Linked DNA regions of Homo sapiens: region 2 is linked to region 1. A link is a contact called in ENCODE Hi-C or POLR2A ChIA-PET data. All regions are on one chromosome and are shown on one strand. The core of a region is the stretch at or near the end of the contact, and the rest is flanking DNA. Distances in the headings are between cores, read along the strand shown. Region 1 overlaps GLP2R (glucagon like peptide 2 receptor). Region 2 holds the start of RCVRN (recoverin).

Region 1 (4,990 bases), core at 2,110-4,609:
GTAGTCTGGGAGAATGACATTGAGAGCATGCAGCTATTGGACACAGGAATGGAGGAACCAAGGAGGAGAGTGGGGAAACTACTGCAGTGTCCCAGAAAACAGCATGCTAAGGGTCTGGATTCTGGCAAGGGCAAGAGGGCAGAGAGAAGGAGAAAGATTAAAGTGTTGGAGGCAGAATGCTCAAGACTTGTCATCAATTGGAGTAGAAACTGAGGGACAGGGAGGAGTAGAAAATGGAGGAGAGGAAAACAAACTCCTCTTCCTTCTCCTCCTCCTCCTTCTCCGCCTCTCTTCCCCATCTAAGGAATGGTCTCAGGGTCCACCTGGCCCCACCCAAGCCCACATCTCAACCAGTGGGTAGCCAGGTCTTCCATCTCCTCCTCCCCTCCATCCCTCACTGCTGTGGGCTCACCAGCACCCTCTGCTGCTTCTCCATGGCCTCCTCTCCAGTCCCTGCCTCAGATCTGGCCCCCTCCAGGCACCTTTGGAAAAGCTTTCTAAAATATCATTCACATTCTGTCTCCCCAGCATCACGACTCCTACAAATGGCATGCAAGACCTCCTGCTGCCTGGCCCTGCTGACCTCGTTAGCACTCTCCCCCACGTTCAGGGTTCCCTGCACTCCAGCCCAATGAGCAACTCCCAGGCTCTGCACCTGGTCCAGCTCTTGCCACTCAGTACCTTGGCTCGCACACCTGCCCAGGAGGCCTCCTCACAGGCTCTGGCCATGCTCCTCTGCCTATAAAGCCCCTTGTAATTCTCAGCTCAATCCTTTCCTCCTTCTAGAAGATTTCTCAGACCTCTCCCCTCAACTACAGACCTCTCCCCTCTGCCTTTCTGAAGCCTCTTTTTTTTTTTTTTTGGAGACAGAGTCTTGCTCTGTTGCCCAGGCTGGAGTGTGCCGATCTTGGCTCACTGCAACCTCTGCCTCCTGGGCTCAAACAATTCTCCTGCCTCAGCCTCCCAAGTAGCTGGGATTACAGGCACACATCACCATACCAAGCTAATTTGTGTATTTTTAATAGAGACAGGGTTTCACTATGTTGGCCAGGCTGGTCTCGAACTTCTGACCTCGTGAACCTCCCGCCTTGGCCTCCCAAAATGCTGGGATTACAGGCGTGAGCCACCGCACCCGGCCTCTGAGGCCTCTTCTATACCTGTGCAGTCTTCTGTCTTAGCATTTATAATCGTTTACGGCGATTTTTCTTTGCACTCCCCCAGCCAGAGCTGAGCCCTATTTGTATCTTTGCATTCCCAGCACAAAGCATTATGGCTAGTACAGACAATGCAAGTGTCAAGTGACATTCTTACCATTCACTCATTCAACTAATATTTATGAAGCACCTGTTGTATGCCATGCATTATTTTTAAGTGCTTGGGATATATTAGTGACAAAAACCGAGTAAGATCTCTCTCCTCGTGGGGCTTACATTCTTGCAGGAGAGACAGACAATTATCAATAAGCATCATAAATAAGTGCAGACTATGTTTGAATGTGATCTATGTTAAACAAGATGGGGAAGGGAAGGGATGGGATGGTTGGAGTGGGGTGATGTGTTGCACCTGTAAACTGGGTAGTTAAGGAAGTCTTCGATGGCAAGGTGACATTTTGGTGAAGATGTAGAAAAGGTAAAGGTTTTAGAGGGAGGGTGTTCAGGAGGGAAGGAGACAGCAGGTCAATGGCGCTCTATGCGGGGACCATGCCTGGCCTGTTCCATGAAGAGAAGTAGGCAGATGTGGCTGTGGTGAAGAGGGGAGAGAAGCAACAGGTTACAACAGAGAGTTACGGGCCAGATCTTAGGGGGCTTCGTGAAAGGCCAGAAGACTTTTTCTCAGAAAGCCCTTGGAAGATTTGGAGAGAAGCATGACATGGTGTGGCTAATTTTTTTTTTTTTTTTGAGACAGAGTCTCCCTCTGTCACCCAGGCTAGAATGCAATGGCGTGATCTCAGCTCACTGCAACCTCTGCCTCCCAGGTTCAAGCAATTCTCCTGCCTCAGCCTCCCTAGTAGCTGGGACTACAGGAGCTCGCTACCATGCCTAGCTAATTTTTTTTTTTTTTTTGTATTTTTAGTAGAGACAGGGTTTCACCATGTTGGCCAGGCTGGTCTCGAACTCCTGACCTCAGGTGATCCACCCACCTCGACCTCCCAAAGTGCTGGGGTTACAGGCGTGAGCCACCACGCCTGGCCTGTGTGGCTGATATTTTATTCAGCTTGCTCTGACTGCTGGGTTGCCCACAGATGTGAGGGGCAGGACTGTCAGAGGAGTCCCATCTCCCGGTGGGAGGTGATGGTTCCACAGGATGGAAGCAGGAGGTGAAAGTGGCAGTCAGATTCTGGGTACAGATGAAGGCAGGGATGACAGATTAGCTAGAGGACCTGAGGAAGGCTATGAGAGACAGAAGGGGAGGGTGACTCTGAAGTTTAGGGCCGGGGGATTGGAAGGACGGGTTTGCCATCCACTGAGGTGGTAAAATAGGTGGGTGGAGCAGATTTTGAAAAGAAGAAAAAGGGTGTGGTTTGGAGTGTGTTGTTTGAGATGTCAATTAGACACCCTACCTAGCAAAGCTGTCAGGGGAGTAGGGGGCTATACCCTTTGGTTGTCCATTCATTGAATTCAGCATATAGTTACTGTTGGCCCATGATATGCAGGGCCAGGACTAGGAAGGACCAACAGATTTCGACTTCTCGTTTGCAAGCTCAGCCTCTAATCCTCCAGGTGGAGGACCTTCTGGGAGAGTCTCCTGGGATAGATGTGACTGAGTCACAATGGCAGTCTGTATGCGCAGAGGGATTTTTCTCATCATTTTCACATACACTTTCATTTAATCCTTTCCCAAATCATGGAGAGTTGGTACCAATTATTATCCCCAGTTCCTGATGAAAACAGAGGAAGGCTTAGAGGTTAGGAGAGCTAGGCCCAGGACACACTCATGCATGGATGGCGCATCCGGCTTCAGCCCCAGTCTGTCAGCCACGTGCCCACCACTTTCTCTTCTGCATGGCATGAGCCTCAGGAAGAGATGCCCCACCTAGCAAGCATCAGGAGCCCAGATTGGCATCTCCCAGCTGGGCTGAACCTTGGAGGGCTTATAACATCACTGAGTCACCAGAGGCTGTTCTAACTCCAGAGACTTTGGGTAAACACAGCAGACATTAGCAGACCATGGTGTGTTACAAAATTGAGAAGCTTCCATGTTTTCCTTTCCATCCCAAATAAACAGTGAGGATGTTAATGAGCCCCCAAAAGGGGAAATGAAAATCCCTTCTCCCTGGGATTTTCCACAGCTCTGTGGCATGCTCAGGGGAACGGGCTGTGTGTTCTGACCTTTCCTCCAGAGCTTTGTTTACTTTCAGAGAGCTCAGGAAGGGCCTACAGACACTGCTTGGCTCAGGGGACTTGGCAGACGATAGAGAACGCCACGGATATTTGGCAGGATGACTCCGAATGCTCCGAGAACCACAGCTTCAAGCAAAACGTGAGTTTGCTCAGCTCAGTGAGGAGGCATCCAGGGTCCAAACCACCCTCCTTCGGGACACCCCAGTGGCCTGCTGGCTCCAGGGGCCACACAAAGAGGCTTCTCCAGCGCCTCTCCCCGGGGAAGCTAAGGAAGGTCCCGCAAAGCAGCAACCCTTGTGGCGGCCATGGAATTTCTTCCACTACTAGGCTGACATGCAAAATCCTAAGAGAAGTCAGTCTTCCAGGATTGATCCTGGCATTTGTGCTTGCTGTTCCCCGTGCCTGGAGCACCTGTCCCAGCTCCCCTGTGGCTGGCTCCTTCTCACCATCCAGGGTTCAGTCCAAATATCTCCTTCAAAGAGAGATCTTCCAGGGTCACCTAATCCAGAGAGTGCCCTCTATGGTTGCCACATCCCCCCGACCCACCACCCACCACCCCCCACTTCGACTCCTTTATGGCACCTGCCCCTCCCTGAAATTCTCACTGTTGCTTATTTGTTATCTAGCCCTCTCATCAGAATGTAGATCCACTGGTGACAGGGGACTTGTGTGCCTCGAGGGAGTGGCATAGCACAGGGTCTAGGGTCAGGCAGCCCTATTTCCATTCCAAATAGTAAGAATGTTAATAAGCCCCCAAAAGGGGAAACGAAACGTCCCTTATCCTTGGGATTTTCCACAGCTCTGTGGCATGCTCAGAGGAACAGTCTGTGTATTCATATCCAGACTCTGCTCTTCCCGGCTGTGAACCTGGTGCAAGTTACCTCATCTTCTTGGGCCTCTGCTTCCTCATTCATGCCACAGGGATCATATTTGCTACATGTGACGTTGTGAGGATTTAGTCATCAGACATCAGTTTCTTAGGAGAAAACCTGGTACACGGTCAGCATGGTCTATGCAGGCACTCCTGCCCTATCCCCAGGGTCTACCACAGTAACTGGTCCGCAAGTCCCCATGGCTTCCCAGGAAAGGTTTTTTGGATGAACAAACAAATCCATGCTTCAGACTTCTCTCCACATGTGTTCTTTCCAGAATCCTTCTGCACCATACTTTCTCGTTGGACTCTTGCTCTTCTCCCTGAGGACCTCCTGTTTGTCCAACATCTGCTCACTTTCCTTCAAAGTGCAATGCAAGAGGCTGCACAAAGCGGAGGAACAGGTGTTTGGGGATCAGACAGATATCTACGGCCACACCTTGGTTTCTTTCATTCCGATGGTCAGGCCACAAACAGTAATGAAGCATATACGATGGGTTAGGTTTTTGCACCAGGCACTGGGAATAAACAGGGGATAGCACGTGGATACTGCCTCCAGGGAGCTCAGAGTCTTGTGATCTTGTGAGGCATAGGGACAGTGTGATCGTTGCTGGGAGGGAAGTGTCAGATGCCCAGGGTCATGGAGGATGGGGAAACTGATGCAGACAGGGGACCAGGAAGGCTGCTCAAGCCTAGCCCTGCAGGGTGAGAAGGAGATGGCCATAGTAAGAGAGAGAGCAAAAGGGAGAAACACACCTAGGGTCAAAGAGCTCACGGG
Region 2 (4,765 bases), core at 277-2,776, 63 kb after region 1:
CATAGAGCATCCTTGCACGAACACAGATGGTAGAGCCGACTACATCCCTGAGCTCCATGGTCCAGCCTTTTGCTCCTAGGCTACAAACCTGTGCAGCACGTGACTGTCCTGAATGTTGCAGGCAGTTGTCACACGATGGTAAGTATTTGTGCATCTAAACATAGCTAAACATAGAAATCATGCAGTAAAAATACAGTATAAAGATAAAAAATGGGCCGGGCACAGTGGCTCATGCCTGTAAATCCCAGCACTTTGGGAGGCTGAGGCTGGCGGATCGCTGGAGGTCGGGAGTTTGAGACCAGCCTGACCAACATGGTGAAACCCCGTCTCTACTAAAAATACAAAAATTAGCTAGGCATAGTGGTGCACACCTGTAATCCCAGCTACTCGGGAGGCTGAGACAGGAGAATTGCTTGAACTCGGGAGGCAGAGGTTGCAGTGAGCCAAGATCGCACTATTGCACTCCAGCTCTGGGCTACAGAGTGAGACTCCATCTCAAAAAAATAAAAAATAAAAAACCAAGATACAAAATGGTAGACCTGTCTAGGGCACTCACCATGAGTGGAGCTTGCAGGACTGGGAGTTGCTCTGGGTGAGTCAGTGAGTGAGTAGTGAGTGAATGTGAAGAACTAGGACATTACCGTACACAACTACAGACTTTACGGATACACTTAGGCTACACTAAATGCATTTGAAAAATAAAGTAACTGTGCTATGACGTCACTAGGCAGTAGGAATTTTTCAGCTCCATTACAATCTTATGGGACCACAGTGGTCTATATCGTCCGTTGTTGACCCAAACATCGTGAAGCCAAGCATAACATGGCTGTATTAGGAAACACTCAGATTCTGCTCCGGGAAGACAACGAAGCTGTGGGCAAGTGCCCACCCCTCTATCAATATCAGCATCTCGGAGCACCACGCTCTCAGAGCCAGTGGCCCGCATCCCCCGCTCCACCCACAGATCCACTCCCTCTGCAGCAGCTGCAGCAGGGGACCCCCAGCCCGGAGCGACCCCGGCACCGCCCAGCCAGAAGGGGAGAGGGGAGACTGACCATGACGATCTCCAGCACTTCATTCTTGCTGATGGTCCCGTTACCGTCCACGTCGTAGAGGGAGAAGGCCCACTCCAGCTTCTGGTTGGTCTTGCCCGCGGTGGTCATGTGCAGGGCGATGACGTACTCCTTGAAGTCCAGGGTGCCGTCGAGGTTGGAATCGAAGCTGCGGAACACATGCTGGGCGTAGGCCTTGGGGTCGGTGTCGGGGAAGAACTTGGCGTAGATGCTCTGGAACTGCTGCTGGGTGATGCGGCCGGTGGGACAGTCCTTCAGGAAGGACTGGTACCAGGAGCACAGCTCCTCCTCCGAGAACTTGGTGTTCAGCTGCAGCTCCTCCAGGATCTCCTTGGACAGGGCCCCACTTTTGCTGTTCCCCATGAGTGAGGAAGAGTGGGCAGCGGCTGGGGAGTCGCTGGGTGGGTGGGACGTGCGTGGTCCCCTGGCCGCAGGCTGGGCTCAAGGCTGGTGTGAGCTGAAGACCGAGATGCTGGTGGCTTAGGAGGATTTGCGACCAGTTCTTCGCAATCCTTGAAGGGAGGAGGGGCCCAGGAGCTTTGTGGAGGGCGGGAGCGGTGGGGGGGGGTGCTCCCAGAACCCTAGTGAGATTAAAATAAAGAGCCCAGGGCAGGCAGGCAATTCATCTCGGCCTCCCGGGACGATACTAGAACAGGACAGGAGGTTGGAACCCTCAGAGCTGGGGCCTCCGGCACCCCCAGCCCCAGCCCTCTAACAGCAGCCATGTTCCCTGTTTCTCTTCCTCACTAACTCTGAGCATCTCGGGGCGGGGCTGGCATCTCATATCAAGCCCTAGAATGCAATGGTTAGGAGCACAGACTCTGGGGCCAGCATGGGTTCAAGTCCCAGCTTGGCTACTTAACTAGCTGTGTGGCCCCAGGCTTGTTTCTTCACCTCTTTCCACCTGGGACACTCTTCTAAACCTTCACTGCAGTCATGTCTCTGCTTAAATGTCACCTGCTCAGCCAGGCCTATACTGACCCTCTATCTATAATAGCACAACCCCCACCATCATCGGCACGCTGCATGTCCCCTCACCGGAATGAAAGCTCCGTGAAGGATGGGATTTTGTCTGTGTTGTTCCCGGATGCATTTCCATTGCCAGAACCTGATAGGCTTGGGCCCCCAGCAAGTCTTTCTTGAATAAATGGGCATCATAGCATCTACCACACTGTCATTGTGAGGCTGATGTGAGTCAATATGTCTGACACACTTAGAAACTGGCACATGGCTAATGCTAAACACTCGTTTTGTTATTGTCCATCAGTCACAGGGAGTGAAGGTGAACTGCCTGAAGGGACCAGCAGGGGGCAGCCAGGCCTGTGTCACCTCGGGAAGGGGCTGCCAGAGAACGTGGTCACATGGGATGGTGAGATTTTTGGGTTTTTTTAAATTATTCAAGAGAAATCCAAAAATCAGAATTTTTCTTGCAATTTCCACACTTTTCAACTTTGGCAATTAATTCAAAATTTTAATGGTGGCTCACGTCTGTAATCCCAGCACTTTGGGAGACTGAGTGGGGAGATTACAAGGTTAGGAGTTCGAGACCAGCCTGGCCAACATGGTGAAACCCTGTCTCTACTAAAAATACAAAAAATTAGCCGGGCATGGTGGCAGGTGACTGTAATCCCAGCTACTTGGGAGGCTGAGGCTGGAGAATCGCTTGAACCCGGGAGGCAGAGGTTGCAGTGAGCCGAGATTGCACCATTGCACTCCAGCCTGGGTGACAAGTGTGAGACTCCATCTCAAAAAAACAAAACAAAAACAAAAACAAAAACAAAACAAAACATGGTGTGGGCCAAACACAATCTATCTGTGGGTCCATGGCAGGCTGCAGGGTGTCCGTCTGCAGTGGACTTGGAGTGAGCAGGCAAGAAAACGTGTTTGCTGAGTGAATGGATAAATAACTGAGTGGTCAGAGACGGAGCTGTGCAAAGGCAGGCTTCGCGTCTGTGCAGCTCAGCGGGGAGTATCAAGCACGAGGAAGCAACCTAGTGAGGACGCTGCACACCTGGATTCTTGTCACCCAGAAGGAAGGGAGGGTGGGCGTGCACTTTCCTTAGCGGAGCGCAGTGCTCGAGGGGACACACTCAGAACCCCAGCCTTGCCACCGTGGATGGAGAGTTGTCTCTTTTTGCCCTGGGGTGAGAATGATGAAGAATAAACCCCACGGTCTCCAGGCAGGTAAACTGGTTTTTTTTTAGACGGAGTCTCCCTCTGTCACTTAGGCTGGGCACGATCTTGGCTCACTGCAACCTCCGCCTCCTGGTTTCAAGCAATTCTCCTGTCTCAGTCCCCTGAGAAGCTGGGACTACAGGTGTCTGCCACCACGCCCAGCTAATTTTTTTTTGGTATTTTTAGTAGAGTCGAGGTTTCACCATATTGGTCAGGCTGGTCTCGTAAACTCCTGACCTCAGGTGATCCGCCCGCCTTGCATCTCAAAGTGTAAAGTGGGGATTTTAGCCTACTTACTAACAGGCTAGTGGCAGCAGAAGGTAGGTCCCTGCTGCTGGGAGAAAGCCACCTGCCAGGCCCACCTCATGTCACTCTGGAAGGACCGAGAGGTTCAGGCACCAAGGGGCAGACTCATCCCTCCCAGCCGCTCTGCCCAGTACAGTTTCAGAGATTTCTCAGGAAACCTGCATATTGGGGTGTGTGTGTGAACTTTCTAATTTTTTTCCATCACTTTGTGAGTTTTTTTTTTTTTGTTTGTTTGTTTTTTTTGTTTTTTTTTTTTTAAGACAGAGCCTCATTCTGCGCCCAGGCTGGAGTGCAATGGCACGATCTCGGCTCACTGCAACCTCTGCCTCCCAGGTTCAAGCGATTTTCCTGCCTCAGCCTCCCAAGTAGCTGGGATTACAGGCGCTCACCACCATGCCCAGCTAATTTTTGTGTTTTTAGCAGAGATGGGATTTCACCTTGTTGGTCAGGCCGGTCTCGATCCCCTGACCTCATGATCTGCCTGCTTTGGCCTCCCCAAGTGCTGGGATTACAGGCATGAGCCACTGCGCCCAGTGAGAATATTACTTCTGAATAGGAGTCCTTCCTCTCCTAGGCTTTCACCATCCTGTAGCGTGCATTTATTCTCAAGAGCAGTTAGAAACAGGACAGTCACTAGCCTTGAAAACAAACGGGAGCCCAAGCCACACCCTGGAATCGCATTCATTCCAGAGCTTCCTTGCAGCCCTGGGGATGGAGGGAGAGTGAGGTCAGAGGCCTCGGCCCCTTGCTCTGAGCCACTAGTAGGGGGCGACTGGAAGTGCCTCCTGGATCGCACCCCTGTCCACATCAAGCCTGCAGCAGATGAGGCGAAGCCAGTGTTACAAGTGAGAAGTGGGGCCTCCTAAAGGCATGTCACCAGCCTGGGGTCACATGGTTGCTAAATGGCAATGCCAGAAGGAAGGAAAGTCCAGGTCTGCCAGCCTGTCCATTTAGGCTTCCTTTGTCTACGTCACAGGAGGCCTGAGCCTAGAGGACAAGTAGGTGAGGAGGTGGGGTTACCATGTCAATGAAAGAGGCCCTGGGCGAGGCAGAAGGCAGCCAGAGCCCTCCAGTCTTTGCTGTCCTCTCCAGGCACAAGGAGGAAGGAGCTGGACCCAGGTCGGAAGCAGCCTGGTACAGTCCACATTCTCCAGGTTGCTGTGCCCAGGAGGGGCCCCAGGGGACCGCAGGCAGCTGTGTTGATGCTGAGA

The links. Hi-C counts contacts between places; a loop is a spot of excess contacts on that map. ChIA-PET counts read pairs that join two places held with the same protein, here RNA polymerase II (POLR2A). Pooled maps may share reads with other maps.
Region 2: a loop to region 1 is called in a map of IMR-90, with 2.8 times the contacts of the local background. The contact joins the promoter of RCVRN here to the enhancer-like site in region 1. A Hi-C loop is called at or near these places in 2 of 168 maps with a recorded cell type or tissue (GM12878 and IMR-90) and 2 of 50 pooled maps. POLR2A ChIA-PET finds 5 or more read pairs at or near these places in 1 of 52 experiments (Caco-2).

Annotation. Positions count from the first base shown.
Region 1 is chr17:9,839,137-9,844,126 of GRCh38, forward strand. It overlaps GLP2R (glucagon like peptide 2 receptor), which reads left to right. Exons shown (of 13, transcript NM_004246.3): 4 at 3,359-3,480. Among named protein-coding and RNA genes, the nearest start is that of GLP2R, 16 kb to the left of the region's middle. Within about 2 kb of position 3,360, at least 17 of the 41 ENCODE cell types and tissues checked have a DNase peak (open chromatin) inside an H3K27ac peak, as active enhancers do.
Region 2 is chr17:9,903,745-9,908,509 of GRCh38, forward strand. It overlaps RCVRN (recoverin), which reads right to left and starts at 1,527. Exons shown (of 3, transcript NM_002903.3): 1 at 1,056-1,527. The coding sequence starts at 1,436.